Linked DNA regions of Homo sapiens: region 1 is linked to region 2. Evidence: chromatin loops called from intact Hi-C (ENCODE). Cell type or tissue: thyroid gland. All regions are shown on one strand.

Region 1 (8,000 bases), 120 kb before region 2:
AGGCCCCTCGCCACCACCCTCTTCCCCTGCCTGTGTAGCTCTGTCTAGAGGGCTGACAGTGTTGACTGCCCTTCCTGCCTCATCCCTCTCCATCTCCAGATTCCCTTCCTCATCATCTGATGCCTTTTTAGGGTCAACCTTCCATTGCTGCTCAGTGCCTAGGGGACAAAGCGCCATTTGCTGGCCTGCCATCCCGAGCCCTCCAGAACGTATCCCCAGCCACTCAGCTTGGTGGAGAATCCATGATTTTCCAGTTATCCTCAGTTGCACTTCTGCCTTTTCCATGCCTGCCACGTTTGCTGGTGCTGCTTCTGTGGGACATAGCGCTTTAGAGCTGGACAGACACAGGGGAATCACAGAGCTCCAGCCCCTCCTCTCACAGGGCATCCTGGTACTTCCTGCATGCCACCAGCCCATTGTCTAGCAGAGCCTTTCCGGGTGGATGATCCCAGCCGGAAGTGATCTTTCCCTTCCTGAACTCCACTGCACTTAACCACGTGGTTCTTACCTTGTGCTAGAGTTAATTTTGTATCTGAATGTTCAACCTTCCTGTGGTAGACAGAATAGTGCCAACTCTCTCTCCTCCCTCAAGGACATCCACTTCCGAATTCCTGGAACCTGTGGCTATGTTATGTTACACGTCAAAGGGGAATTAAGTTGCAGATGGAATTGAGGCTGCTAATCAGCTGACTTTGAGATGAGGAGATAATCCTGGATTATTCATGTGGACCTGGTATCATCACAGTGGAGGAGGGAGGCAGAAGAGTCAGTGTCAGAGTGGTGTGATGTGAGAGGTGCCACCAGCCATGCTGACTGTGAAGGTGGAGGAAGGGGTCACAAGCCAAGGAATGTGAGCAGTCTCTAGCTGGAAAAGGCATTGAATGGATGCTCCTTTAGAGACTCCCTTTCTCAGTGGGGAAGGAATGCGGCCGTGGCAACACCTTGATTTTGGCCCATTGAGATCTGTGCCAGACATCTGACCTCCCTAACTGTAAGATTAAAAATTTGCATTGATTTTAACCCCTAATTCTGTGGTAATTTGTTACAGTGGCAATGGAAAACTGATACACTCTCCAGCTAGATTTTAAACACTGAGAGGGCAGAGACATTCCTTATGCTTCTTTTTGTATCCCACAGGATGTGGCATAGTGCCTTGTATACATTAAGCACTCAGTTAATGTTTGCTCTATGGTTCCAGAAAGCTTGGTAAAGAGGGCAAAGCTGGCTTTTATGCCTCCTTCTGCCCTCAGAGCCCCTTAATGCCCTCCTGGGCTCCCATTCTGGCCCCTGGTCATCAACCTTTTCTGTGTCTCATTCCTGATTTTATTTAATCTCTGTTAATGAACGATATCTCAAGGTTGGACCCTTCCTGGGAATATTTGCATATAAAAGGCTAGCCCTGTAGTTATAAACAGACCCACACTCAAAGGTGTTAAGGGATAGTGGTGGAACAACCAGGTGATGATGTTGATGGCGTGGTCCTTACCCTCTGGAGGATAAGGAGACAGAAGACATGGGCCCTAACCTTTGCTTCTGGGTTTCATTAGAGAAACCACGTAATCTTTCTGACCCTGAGAAGAGCTCAAGCTCTGATCATCTCACAGGGCGGCCGATCTGAGCACCTCAGACTGGGGTAGTCTTACCCCACTGTGCCGAAGAGTGTGGAAAGCCACAGGATAAATGCGGTGCATCTTCCAGTTGTCTCTATTTTAAATGATATTTTTATATTAAAACAAACATGAGTGCATTCCAGGCAAATGGCCTCACTTGCTGAATTTCTATGCAGGCTGACCCATCCCCATTTCCGGAGGAGGCCTGGAGTTGCAGCCAGCAGGTCCCAGGCTGAGGGCCTTGCTCTTGCTTGCACTTTCCCTTCTCACCAGAGATGGGACTTCTCCCTTTACCCCTACCCTGGGCTCAGGCAGGTGAGCAGAGCCGTGGCTGCCTGCTTGCCCTCTGGGATGACCACACTTCTTTTTTTTTCTCCAGGGCTTAGTTCCTGATCCTCTTGCCTCACCTCCTGGTGCAATCAGTTGTGTTGCCTCCATCTGTTGTGTGGAGCAATGATGCTTCCCTTTCTGCTCCGACACACTTGGCTTCTGGCACGCGGGCAGTGGAAGGGCCTTGAGAGATCATGACCATGTTCAGAGTTCTGGCCTCAGCTCTTCCACCAGCTAGCTGGAAACCCTAAGCAGCTCACCTCACCTCTATGGGGCTCCATTCCTCACTGCAATAGTTGGGGCTGCAGTAGGCAGGCTTAGAAAAGCAGGCAACCAAGAACCCTGACTCAGAATTCTCTCAGGACTCCCAACACCCTCAGGAGGAAACCCAGCCTTCTCATTATGGCTCACAAAGCACTTCATGGTCTGGTCAAGCTTTACCTTGAGGGCTTTGTGTTTATTCACCTGTTGAAACTCTATGGTCTGGCAAAAATGAATGCCTTGAAGCTCCCAGAACATACCCTATTCTCCCTTATTCCCAGGACTGCTCCTCTGTAGCCATCGCTTTCCTGACCCCTTTCCTGCCTCTCAATCCCTTAGACTCTTACTTACTTTTGGGGGGTTCTGCTAAGTCTTCACTTCCTGAAGCAGCCCTTCTGACCCCCACCAGCTCAGATTTGGTTGGAGGCTACTTTCTTGCAGGGCATGAACTTGATTTGGGTGCGATTCTAATGCCCTGCTTACTTCTCTGAGTCCTCTTTACCCCATAGGGTCTGTCCAATTTTAGAAGGCAAGACATGTGGTTTGTTCCTGTAGAATCCTCGTGCCTAGAACTGCACTGTCTAGCAGGGTCACCCCCAGCTACAGTTGGCTATTGGGCACTTGAAACATGGCTACTCTGAATTGAGATGTGCTGGAAGTGTCAAATCCACACTGGATTTCAAAGACTTCGCATGAAAAAAATGTAAAATAATTTTACATTCTCATTCATCATTTTTTATATTGACTACTTTTTGGAGAGATGTCTTAGGGCATACACACTATGTTAAATAAAGTGTATTATTAGTTTTACCTGTTTCATTTTACTCTTTTGAGGAATGTGGTGACTAGAAATCCAAAATTTAAAATCACATATAAGGCTTGCATTTATGACTCGCGTTATGTTTCTGTTAGGCTGCACTGGTATGGAGTGTATTGCCTGGCACATCTGGTTAATGAACAAACTGGTAGATGGATCTATGTGAAAGGGTAGGTGACTGTCTTCCCACCTCAGGCTCAGCTCATGTTGCTTTGCTCCAAATATGACCCCACAGCCCACTCATGCTCAGTGCTTAGAGCTGGGCAGCCTGGCTATCAGTGGCCTGTAGACCTGAGTCTCTTAGAGATGGAGCAACCTGGGATGGAACACCCTACTTTAAGCCTATGGACTCTGTCTTGAAGGAACCTTGTGCACCTGTGTCCATATTTCCAGGAATAAAATATTAACATGACATTCTGAACTGAACAGAACAGATGCTTATTTTGATCAATTGCAACATCCCATGATACCGTAAGTGGTGTTCATTCTTACTGGCACTAGGTGAGGACACATTTCTTACTGGAAATTTCTCACTTTGTAATATTTTGATTCTGTAATCAAACAAGATATACTGATTAGCTTGAGACTTTTTCAAGGAAAGCTCTGCAACCATAAAAGAACAAAGAACCCTTTTCTTATTGTACCTTTCCTTTGTGTGTAGAACTTTGGCTTTTTCATCATCCTGTACTTTATGGGGTTATTGTGTAGGCAGGTTGGAAGGAAGAGTTTAGTAGACTGCTTATCACTGTCAAGAGTCTTTGAACTCTGATTTCTTGAGGATTTAGTGGTTACTTGGAACAGCTATGGGTACAGTGAGAACACAGTTTTCTGGAGATGCTACAGCTCTAACTGGGCACAGAAATTCTCGAGTCTGGTTGACATTTTGAAAGCCATATTTTTAGTATACGATAGGTCTCAGATCTTACAATTATACTCAGCATTTACAGAGTACTTTTATAATTTCCAAAATGCTTTCACACACAGTATCTTATTTGGTTCGTACCTTCAGTCCCCTTTTAAACAAAACTCTTCTCAGAGATGCTTACACTTGCTGTCTTTAATTTCTTTCTTCTGGCTCTTCATTAAACCCCCTAAATTGTGCCTCTAGGCCCACCACTGTGTTGACACAGCTCTCGTGAAAGGTTTCCATGACCCACAATGTTGCTAAGTCCCATTCTCAGTCTTCTTATCTCATTTGACCCAATTGAGGCATTTGACACAGTTGATTGCTCTCTCCTACTTGAAATTCTTTTTTCATTTGGCTTCAAGGACGTTGTGCATGCCTGGCTTTCCTCTGACCCCACAGGCAGTTCCTCTCCATCTCCTTGGCTGTTAGCTCCATGTTCCTCCCCACCTTTTGTGTGTGTGTGTGTGTGTGTGTGTGTGTGTGTGTGTGTGTGTGACAAAATCTCACTCTGTCACCCAGGCTGGAGTACAGTGGCATGATCCTTGCTCACTGCAGCCTCTACCTCCTGGGCTCAAGTGATTCTCCCAACTCAGCCTCCTGAATAGTTGGGAATACAGGGACACATTACCATGCCTGGCTACTTTTTAATATTTTGTAGAGATGGGCTCTCACTATGTAACCCAGGCTGGTCTGGAATTCCTTAGCTCAAGCAACCCTCCTGCTGACCCTCCTGCCTCAGGCTCCCGAAATGCTGGGATTATAGGTGTGAGCCACCATGCCTGGCTATTTCCCTGACTTTTAATCCTGGAGCCTCCTAGGTCTCAGATCTCAGATGTCTTCTCTTCTCTAGCTATACTCACTTCATTGGTGATTTCACTGTCTCATGGTTTTAAATATCATTAATAAGCTAACAATTCCTAAATATTTTCCAAGAGCCTAGATCTCTCCTTGTAATTCCAGTTTCATATATCCAACTACCTACATACTACCTCTACTTGGTTGTCTAAAAACAACTCCAGCTTTACATTCCCAAACTGATGCCCTGGGCTTCCTTCTGTGGTCTTCTCCTTTTCAATTAATGCCAACCTCATCCGTCTACTTGCTAAGAGCAAAGACTTCAGAGTATCTGCGTCTTCTCTTTCCTCACAGCCAACGGCAAATATTTTCACCTCTAACATTGTCTCATCCTGAATGTGGCGATGTCTCATCGTTTCTACTGCTGTCACCCTGGGGTGAACCACCATCATCTTCTGCCTGGGTTATCTCAGAAGTCTCCATGCTGGTTTCCCATTTTTACTCTTACTCAGCACATTCTGATCTCAACAGAGCTCTCAGAGTGATCCTGTTAAAATAAGAACTGGATCATGTTGCTCCTTTACTCAACCAGCTGCCACATACCCAGAGTAAAACCAAAATCCTTCCAATGACCTTAGAGGCCCTATGCAATGTGGCACTCCCCTGACCTCAGACTATTCTTCTCCACTTCGCTTCACACTAGCCATACTGGCCTCCTTGCTTTGTCATTCAATTCTAGGTGACATGGCTGTCTTGCAGCTTTGCATTTGCTTTTCTATGGAATGATTTCTCTTCAGAGAGCCTCACATCTTTCTCCCCTCTCTCCTTTATATCTTTTACTCAAATGTCTCCTTTTCACTGAGAACTTCCCTGACCACCCTACTTAAACATGCAACTCCTGTTATCTACATTTCCGTATTCCCCTTTCCTACTTAAATTTTTTCCCCATGGTACTTAATGCCATCTAACATACTATGTATTTTGCTTAATTTATATCATCAATCATCTGTCTCAATTAAACTGTCAGATACATGAGAGCAACGGTTTTTATTTCCATTGCTATATCCCCCAGCACCTAGAACAGCCTTACCTACAGGGCAAGCTCATTAAGTATTTGTAAATAAATGAACAGTCCTAGAAAATAAGCATTATTATTCTTCTTTTCTCCACTGTATGAAGGAATTGAGAGCTCAACAAGACCTGAAACCAAACCAAATATTCACACACATACATACATACATGACACACACATACACACACACACAGACACACACAGACAGACGTACACATACACATACAAAATAAAACTGAACCCAGCACAGGTATAGTGTAACTAAAGTGTTTGACTTGCGGAGGGGGTAAGAACGCTGGGTCAAGACAGGGTGTAGACTACTTGTGTTAGGTCTGTTTGGTTACCAAAAGAGGCTTCTAAGTAAGCCATAAACTAAAAAAATTCAGGCTAATGTTTTACAAATGTGTATTTTAAAATAATTGTGTAAACTTTTCATTAAATATTTTCACAATGACATCAAAGCAATAGTCATTCTAATTCTAAGCACAATAGCAAGATTTATATGTCATCAGGAAGTTTGAAACTTCATAGCAATAGAAGTGCAAAATTCTTAAACATGAGACTAAATTAGAGAAGCCTCAGGCTCTCTCATGCCAATATTTCAGGATCCTCGAGGTTTCAGCAGTTGGTTGCCAAGTGCTGCTTAATAGGCACAAGTGACAGCTCAAAGGGTGCTTCTTCCACCATGATGCTGCGAAGCCCAGTTTTAGATTATACAGATGAGAAAATCATGTTTCAAGTCTCATTTTGAAATTTCATCCCCTTTTTTGGAAGACTTTCTTAGCCCCCCAGAATTGATTAGATCCCCCTTGCTGTAGTTAGGGCTGGCTTCATGGATGTGCCACCTGTGAGTGGCCTCACCCTTTAGAAGGGTCTCACACTTGGTTTAATGCTTCACTGTCACTGTTTTAACATTCTTAATCATTTTTGAACAAAGGCCCCACATTTTTATTTTGCTCTGTGCCCCACAGGGGCCAACTCATACCGATAAGTCATAGCTGGGTGAAGAAAGAAGCACTAAGGAAGGACCAGGATGGACAAAGCAAGAGCCAGTTTCAATTGTGTTTAAATGATCATAGATCAGGTTGAGTTATTTGGTAGTTTTATGAAATTTATTTGCATAAATTTCCTGTGCATGTTTGGCCATTGCTTCATTTAATGATTCATTAAATTTTGTTCCATTTAAATAGCCGTTTCAAAATTCATTTCATTATGTTCTGATTGTTTTCCAGAACTCATAAATCCAAGTTTAGTGACATGGCATGTTATCCTTGGTAATACATTTTAACATTATGCTGTTCTTCTGATGAAAGGGGGGGAAATGCAATATCCAAATTGCTATATTCTTTTTACCTTTAAATTTTCTTTGCTTCTGGAAAGCTCATTTTTCAAATTTGAAATCTTAAAACAGTAATTGCATACCTAAGGGCTTATAAAGGCTAGACAGGTCATGTACCTAAAGGAAAGAGACCAGGTGTGGATGATGGGGACTGTGGCAAACTGGAGAGTGTGTGCTACTCAAAGGGGCCTCTGTTGTCACTCTATCTCACTGAGATCATGGGGAATGTAAGCCTGGCATTATGAGATATTTCTTTCTCCAAAAAAGGGACCTCAAACATAGAAATTCATGTGAAATCTCTTGCTTTTTAAAAACGTGGGCTCAAGTAAAGTACCATGTGGCTACTCTTGCAGAGGTAATTTTTGACATAATTCCTTCACTTTGTCCCAATTAGCACTGACATATTTTTCATTTCTCTCGTATGATAAGCTTTTTAATATAAGGAGTAACATGTGTCTAATTTCATCTTGAGGCTCCTTGGAGAGAACTTCTGTAACATTTAACATTTGTGAAGAAATGACAGCAACCCACCTAGTTAGCTAACCTCCTGTGAGTGGGAAGAGACATTTGGTAAACTTCCTATGTTCTGGCAACCTCCAGGAGCTTCTCTATCATAGCTAATCGTGCTATGTGCTCTGTGTAGCACTGTGCAATAGAAATATAATGGAAGCCACAAATGGAATTAAAATTTTTCTGTAGCAGCCACATTTAAAAAAAAGAGACAAGTGAAATTAATTTTAATAAAATATTTTAACTCTATCTAAATTATTACCATTTCAACATGTGATCAATATAAAAATTATTGATGAGTTATGTTATCTTCTTTTCTTTTACACTAAATTAAAAAAATCCTGTGTGTATTTTCTACT
Region 2 (8,000 bases):
AGAGAACAACTGCTAGCTTGGTTATGACCTAAAAAAATACTCCCTTGCTCTAAAGATGTTATTGACTCAATGATATTCTCTGTGTTACACCATCAAACACCCCCCTTGGCTGTTAACAGTACAGAGTTTTACTGTGTAATTGCTTCATTTTCCATCCATGTGGAGCTACCCGTACGGTTCCACTATCCCATCTAGTCCCCCTGCAAACTTCTCTCCACGCACATTTTGAAATTTAGCTGGTAATTTTCCAGCAAAGAAATTTCTCCTGCCCAGATAATGATGATCACATGGCAGACAACAGGGGCAGGCCAGTTGCCAAGCACCGAGACGGAATAAACATCACCCAGTTTCCTTTTCCCTCCCTCTTGAGAAGGAACGGTGATGTCTTGAGAGTCAGAAAGAAAACAGTGACCAAATATACATGATTTACTGAAAAATATGCAGGGCTTTGTTGGGAGGTCTGTCAGGGATGTTGTCTCCTCAGGGAGCCCGCCTCTTCCCACTGCTGCGCGCAGACGGCCTGCACGCGGACGCCATTTTCTTTGGTACACGCTGTCTCTGGGTAGAAAGGCTATTTTTTGTTTAAGCTGAATATTCACCTGAACAAATAGCAGATGTTGATGAATATTAATTTGTGCTTAGATTAATGCTTCAAAGTGTCAATTTAATTTCTGTTTTACTATTCAGGCCCTGATTGCAATGAGCTACTTCAGGATGTGGGGGAGCATACACCTGGCTGGGGGCGGGGCTGGAGGTCTTCAGGGAGTGGAGCCGGGTCTTCGGGCTTTTATCTCTGCAGTGGGACAATGCAGAGATAAAATTGTCTCCAGTGGAGTCCAGATTCCCCCTGGAAGTCCCCCAGCTGTGCACTGGCACAGTGGAGAGCTGGCAGCTCCTGAGAGACAGAGAGAGAGAGAGAGAGGGGAGAGACAGCAAGAGAGCGAGAGCTGAGCAAGTGCTTAAGCTGGGCTCCAGGCTCCAAGTGGGACAGGCTGCTGGGATTGCTGGGATGATCCCCTCGTGGTCTCCTTTTAACATATCTGAGTCCATTTCTCTTGCTGACTTTTTAGGTTCCTGAGAAGTTTAATTCTAATTTGTATCCTCCTAAACCCACATGGTGAGGGGAACACAGCATGAATTTGAACTCAGGCATTTTAGAGTTTAAATGCTTCGCTTTCCTGAGTCTCAGTTTCCTCCCTCGTAATACAGAGTTAGTGAGGGGACCAAGTGGTACCTGTGTTCCATGCTTATGAAGGGCCTGGCACCAAGTGGCACTCCGTAAATTAGATCCCTATCCTCCTTCCCTTCTGATGGATAAACTCATTCTCAAAGAATGTAAAAATTTAAACTTTTCCTTATTGAGTTTTCAAATATCTCTCTGTTGTGTATGTTTATTTCTTTACGTTGCTCAGTTTCCTGATTCTCTGACTTATTAGCAACTCGGTAAGTACACATGACATAAATGTTTCTATTTTGAGTTTTTCTGCCAGAATAATGTGAATGCCATGGTTTTGTTTGTTTGTTTTTTAAAGAATGCTTATGGCACCATATTCCATATTTGTCTTGTTCGTCCTTGACCTATGTTGCTGCTTCTCTGTCAGCTGGACAAAGAGAATGAATTTCTGTTTCATTGAGAATTGCCCTTTGAAGTCTGGGTGAAGTGGCTCGGCTGTGCGCGGTGGCTCATGCCTGTAATCCCAGCACTTTGGGAGGTCTAGGTGGGTGGATCACCTGAGGTCAGGAGTTCAAGACCAGCCTGGCCAACCTGGTGAAACCTCATCTCTACTAAAAATACAAAAATTAGCTGGGTGTGGTGGCAGGCGCCTGTAATCCCAGCTACTCTGGAGGCCGAGGCAGGAGAATCACTTGAACCCAGGAGGCGGATGTTGCAGTGAGCCGAGATGGTGCCATTGCACTCCAGCCTGGGGGACAGAGTGAGACTCCATCTCAATAAAAAGAGAATTGCCCTTTGCAGACCTAACCTCTGTCCTACCGTGGACTTGCCTTGTCATTTTGCCTTCTTGTTCTTTCCACCTCGCACACTCTCATCCTGCAGACCCCAGATTGTCAGCAGATTACTAACTGCAATCAAAAGAATCCTGAGTAATGCCAGTGTGTAGGATTTTAAGATCTAGAGTTGCTGTGGTGGAAACTGTTGATGGCAGGTTTCAGCATGCTCTGTGGATTCCCACCTCCCTCTAGTTCTCTTCCTGTTATGTTTGTTTCCCAGGGCTGTGATCACAAAGTACCAAAACCTGGGTGGCTGAAAATAACAGAAATTTATTATTTCATGGTTGTGGAGACGAAGTCCAAAATCACAGTGTAGACTGGGCTATGCTCCTTCTGAAGTCTTTAAAGGAGAATAACTTCTTGCCTCTTCCAGCTTCTAGTGGTGACCTTCGATCTTTAGTGTTCCTTGTGTCTCTGTCTTTCCATGGTGTTATTCTTGTGTTTTCACATTATGTTATGTCTGTGTGTATTTGTGTCCAAATTTCTCCTTTTTATGAGGATAGTAGTTATGTTGGATTTGGTTTCATCCTAGAGTTAAATTGGTTACACCTACAGGGCCCTTATTTCCAAATAAGGTCATATTGTGAGATATTGGTTATATATGAGCTCAGGACTTCTTACTTCAAGTCTGTTCATCAGGGCAAACTTGTATTGATTCAGCAACGACCTTCATTTTCTCTTCAACTGTTAACCTCTCTACCTTAACCCTAAGAAATCCTGTGTGTCCTTGCTATCCCCTCCATCAACATTCTCTGGTCCCTCTGTCTTTATCTTTGGGATTTCTGTGACTCTGGCCTCTGCCCCCACTCTCTGACCAGCAGTTTTGGCTCCTGCTGGGTGCTTTCTCCTCTGCTCTTCTCTTTTGTTTCCTTGCAAGGACATTTCTTTTCCTTGCCCTTCTCCCTTCCATCTCACTCTCTTTGTTATTAATTCTTTCAACACTGCAGCATCCTGGTCCCTGATATCATTTACCTATATTGAAAACTGGCTGGTAATTTCCATCTTCTTTGTTTATACATCAGCACAATTCTTTACCACTTTTTCTTGACACTCCTCTGTTTTTTTCAAAGCAACACACATAGCTTCCAGTGTATTTTAAATAGCCTTAAGACACCACTTTATACTGGAACACAGCCCAGTTTCCTACCTCTGCTGCCTCTTCCAAACACGACGTGGGTCCCCTGGGGGATATTGCCTGTTCTTTCCCAAGCGCTGAGAGGTGCCCTCTTGCTAATGTTATGGCATGGTGCTTTTTCAACAAAACTTAAGGAGTCTAGTTGGCTGCTCTTTTAACAAGCTTAGTGCCCTTCCTGGGAGAGTTACTTGAACTCATTTGAAAGATTACCTGGCTGATACTTCTGCCTGAAAGAATAACTATCCTAAAGTACCCGAGGTAGGTGAAAACCTAGCTTATATTTAAAACCTCCAGAAAAGGAGAATCAGTTTAACTCCCTTGATTAAAAATAATCCCCAATTTCAGGGCCCCATATTTTCTTCTGCTGTATTGTACATACTTATGTTCTGATTGATCTGATCTTCTTTATCACTTTTTAGGTACTATATGTGTGCTGGAAAATGTCAAATCTAATTCCCTTGGCTTAATACCTTGCCCAAGCTCCAGATCGATATTTTTAGTTCTCTGTCATCTCCCTGGGTGTCCTGAAGGCACTTTACACTTAGCATTCCTCCGTCCCTGCTGCCTTCTTCCTCTTGTAGTCTAGATTTTGGTTACCAGCCTCAGTCACATCCCCCATCTCCCAAGTTATACAGCATTATCCCTGGTCGTGTCTCTAATCAGTTAGTGAACCCTACCATTCCAGCAGAGGAGGACTATTTCTATTGTATTTCTGTTTTATTCTCATCCTCTTCCTCAACATTTCTCACTGAACTCCAGCATCTCTACCAGTCTTCCTCTCCAGTCCCTCTTCATCCCAATTCAAGTATACTTCTTTTGAAAAAGTAAAGTTGACCATGTAACTGTTTTTTCTTTGAAACTCTGTTGGTTTCCCATTGCCTGGGATCAATCTCTGAACTCCATATGTTGTCATTCTGGGCTTCTCAAATCTGACTCTGACCTTCTCATTCTTCAAGCTCTGGCCCTCTACTCTCTCTCTCCACCCCCAAGCGTACGAAACTTTGCCAAACCAAGCCTCTCATTGTGTCTTGGAAACAACATACCGTTCATGCCTTTGCACTTTTGCATATACTGTTTCCTTTGCTTGAGATGCCCTTTCCTCCCTTCATTACCAGACAAATTCCTTCTCGCCTTTGAGACCTAGTGCAATGTTAAATTCTTGGTAATAGTAGTAATAGAATCCCCCTTGCTAGAGTTGATGTTCCTCTGTACGGCATCCCATGGTACTTTATTCACAGTTGCATGGTACTACTCTGTACTTTATAATTTCCTTTGCCTCCTTCATTAGACTATTCACTCACCAACAGCTAGTACACAGTGCCTGGTGTTCAACAGGAAAGCCATGAATGTAACTCAACTCTATGTCTTTTTATCTCTTTACCTTCCTTCCCTTCTTTTTTTCTCCCCTTAGAGAAAAATCTGAGATAGTGTTTCAAAATCTACATTGTACAAACTATCAAAAAACAAACTAGCTGAGGTTTTAAAAAAGGTGGTGGCAGTGGATACTGCTCAGCCATAAAAAAGAATGAAATCCTGTCTTTTGCAGCAACATGGACAGAATTGGAGGCCATTATCTTAAGTGAAACCAGTCAGACACAGAAAAACAAATACCATGTGTTCTCACTTACCTGTGGGAACTAAATAATGTGTACCTATGGACGTGGAGTGTGGAATGATGGACAGTGGAGGCTTGGAGGAGTGGGGGTGAGGTGGGAAGGGGCTGGATGATGGGAAGTTGTTTGGTGGGTACAGTGTGCATTGCTGTAGTGTTGCAGACACTGAAGGCTCTGACTTCATCATAATTCAATGTATCAATGTAGCAAAATTGCACTTTTACCCCACAAATACAATCACATAAAAAATAAGATTTGAAAATCAAATTAAAAAAAAAAAGGTAGTGGGATCAAGTGAGGGATGGGGTTAGTGTATCTCCTGCCTGTCTTGAGTAGCCCAGCACTAGAGATGGCTGCAGAACTTTTTTTGAGCTTCCCAGCAGCACAAACAGAGGGTACAAGATCAGTTTATATAATTATTAGTATCTATGTAACAAAATAACTCATTTCTCTGGGAAACAGCAACCACTCTAAATCCTGAGACCTGAGAGAAGTTTCTCATGAGGGCATATGTGATTTAGTGAACACTGCCATCTTCTCCCTCTGATTTCCTGGCTGAGCTATGGAAAAATCGTATAATATTTGTCCAGTCTCTACATTAATGAGTTTTAATGAGGAAACAAATATATTTTGTTCTAGTCTGTGTCTGATAGGCAGGGACAGAAAAAAAGAGTAGAGAGGAGAGAGTCACCATTTTTGGACTAAAAGCCCTGACAGATTCATTCATTCACTCATTCATTCATCAAACAATAACTCTTAATTAAATGACCACTTTATAGGAAATTTCCCTTATACCCCTATTGCGCAATCTCTCCTATCTTAAAATTCGGCTGGAAATTATCTTACCACATATCAGCTCTTTCAAATCAGAGGCCAGAGGATGCATCGCCTAAATTGCTTTTTAAGGATTCAGCACTCAGGCTGGAGGTTTTTCAGTGGCAGCTAATGGTTGTCATAGGGAGGAACAAAAATGGCTCTTGGACATGCTTTGTTTTAAGCGTCCAGGGAACATTTTCTGGCTCTGGAAAGATTGCTTTCACAGAGCAATTTTAGCCATTATCAACTGAGAATAAAACCTACTTTACAAAATTAAATTAGCTAGTCTTCCCTCCCAGATTCATTTTTCCTCCTTTAGTGCGATGAAACCCATCTCTATTTAGCAGGCCATGTAACCTCTCCTACCTCGTTGTTCAAATCATTTAGTAAAATAAAAAGGCTTTAAAAAAGGAGGTTGCAAATATAAACACCAGTGCAATTAAGATCTCGACTCCATTACATTAATATAACTACTTTGCGTGGAGTTCATTATGATGCGCATCAGGGTTTTAATGTTTTCTCCGGTTTAGTGCTGTCCTTAGTTAGAAGGAAACAGCCTGCTCTAGGAAACAATTGCCTCTTGGGTTGGAAAATAGTTTGAATAGGATTCCATTGTGATTAATTAAACTCACACTTGATAAAGTAGAGAGAACCAAACAGTTGTTCTTCAAATTGACAGTGTATTCAGTAAATAAAAAAATTTATAACACCAAATTTAAATTTTTGTGATGTAATAATATAGTATGGAAATCACTCATCTTTATTTTTCTCTTTTTGCTGAAAACATGGTGAGCCTTTATTTTTTTTCCTATGCCAAAAATAGAGGCACAAACAAGAATGAGGGAAATTGAAAAAAAGGACTTAATTAGTGAGCGCCGGCATGATAATATGGATATAAGCCTTTATTTTCTCTCCATTACCCTCAAATTATTTCTCTCAAACATTTTATCAGACAATTCTTCTTCACAGTCAGCTCTAAATGTGTGCTGCCTCCATGAGGAGGGGCCGTCCATCTTTCTCCCTGCATAACAGCCTCCCTTCCTGGAAATCAGTCACCAAACTGAAAAGCAGCTCCTCTCCCCTTTCAGTTCCTCTCCTGACCTAACCCACGCCTCCACTCCACTCAGCAGGGCCTTCAGGAAATAACCATTGTCAGCCCTTAGAATATGAGGCAAGCTACGTCAGTGATATTAGAGAACTGTAACTAACGTGTCTGAAAGGAGAATAATGAGCCCTGCTTTGAAAAATGTCATTTTCACTCAGCCTCTCCTTCTCTCCGTCTCTCTATTTTGTCTTTGCCTTGTTTTCCTCTCTCCTTATGCCTTTCTTTGTGCCTGTGTTTTTCTGTGTCTGTCCATCCTCCTTAGTAGGTCCATCCGTTTCCTCTCCCTGAGCACCACCTCATCCCGGCATCCTTCTTTGCTTTCTCTCTCTCCCTCCTCCCTTCTCCTCTCCTCTTAAATTCTAAGTCTCTGGGTTGCAATCAAGATCCTTGAAGCCAACCAGGCGTGGTATCTCACGCCTGTAATCCCAGCACTTTGGGAGGCCCAGGCAGGTGGATCAGCTGAGGTCAGGAGTTCAAGACCACCCTGGCCAACATGATGAAACCCCATCCCTACTAAAAATACAAAAATTAGCCAGGCATGGTGACATGTGCCTGTAGTCCCAGCTACTTGGGAGGCTGAGGCAGAAGAATCAATTGAACTCAGAAGGCGGAGGTTGCAGTGAGCCGAGATCGCGCCATTGCACTCCAGCCAGGGCAACAAAGTGAAACTCCCATCTCAAAAAAAAAAAAAAAAAGAAAAAAAATCCTTGAAGCCAAATAAAGAGTGATGGAGCATGTCTCTGGAGAGTGTCTTGAATTAACTGGCAAGACTCAGGAACAGCTATTAATGAATCAAGGCAGCTAGCTCCCCAGGGTCAGCCAGTGTTACTGGGGCAGCACATTCAAATACTTTTGGTCGTCATTGAGAAGCTCAGTTTGGGCCTTAAGTGCTGATTTCTCTTCTGATGGAGTGTTGCTCCCAAGGCTACAGCAGGATCTGTGTGATACTTAAAGTTACCTCTCTTGGTGTTGTCCATTGTTGACACTGTCACCACCAAGGCATAGCCCACAGTGAGCTCTATGAGCTGACTCAGCTAGAGAGCAACATGGACCTGAGGTAGGTGGGGACAGGATTTAAACTTTCCTTAGCCATTAGGGTAGGGGTGTCCAATCTTTTGGCTTCCCTGGGCCACACTGGAAGAAGAAGAATTGTCTTGGGCCACACATAAAATACACTAACACTAACAATAGATGATTAGCAACAAACAAAGAAAAACACACAAAAAAATCACAATGTTTTAAGAAAGTTTATGAATTTATGTTGGGCTACATTCAAAGCTGTCCTGAGCCACATGCGGCCTGCAGGCTGCACATTGGACAA

The links. Peaks named below come from ENCODE experiments on the same cell type or tissue, not always from the same donor. Only the 100,000 strongest peaks of a DNase experiment are listed, where the experiment ranks them.
Region 1: it touches region 2 in a loop (2.8-fold over the local background); 1 of 110 quality-filtered maps calls a loop at or near these places.

What each region holds. Positions count from the first base shown.
Region 1 is chr13:53,015,735-53,023,734 of GRCh38, forward strand. No RefSeq gene overlaps it. Among named protein-coding and RNA genes, the nearest start is that of OLFM4, 9.1 kb to the right of the region's middle. In thyroid gland, no CTCF peak of the experiment used is centred here; DNase peaks (open chromatin) are centred at 2,277, 4,367 and 6,424; H3K27ac peaks cover 6,103 bases.
Region 2 is chr13:53,138,339-53,146,338 of GRCh38, forward strand. The region is part of intron 4 of LINC01065 (long intergenic non-protein coding RNA 1065); the gene reads right to left. Among named protein-coding and RNA genes, the nearest start is that of LINC01065, 9.6 kb to the right of the region's middle. In thyroid gland, no CTCF peak of the experiment used is centred here; DNase peaks (open chromatin) are centred at 313, 856, 3,203 and 4,143; H3K27ac peaks cover 6,158 bases.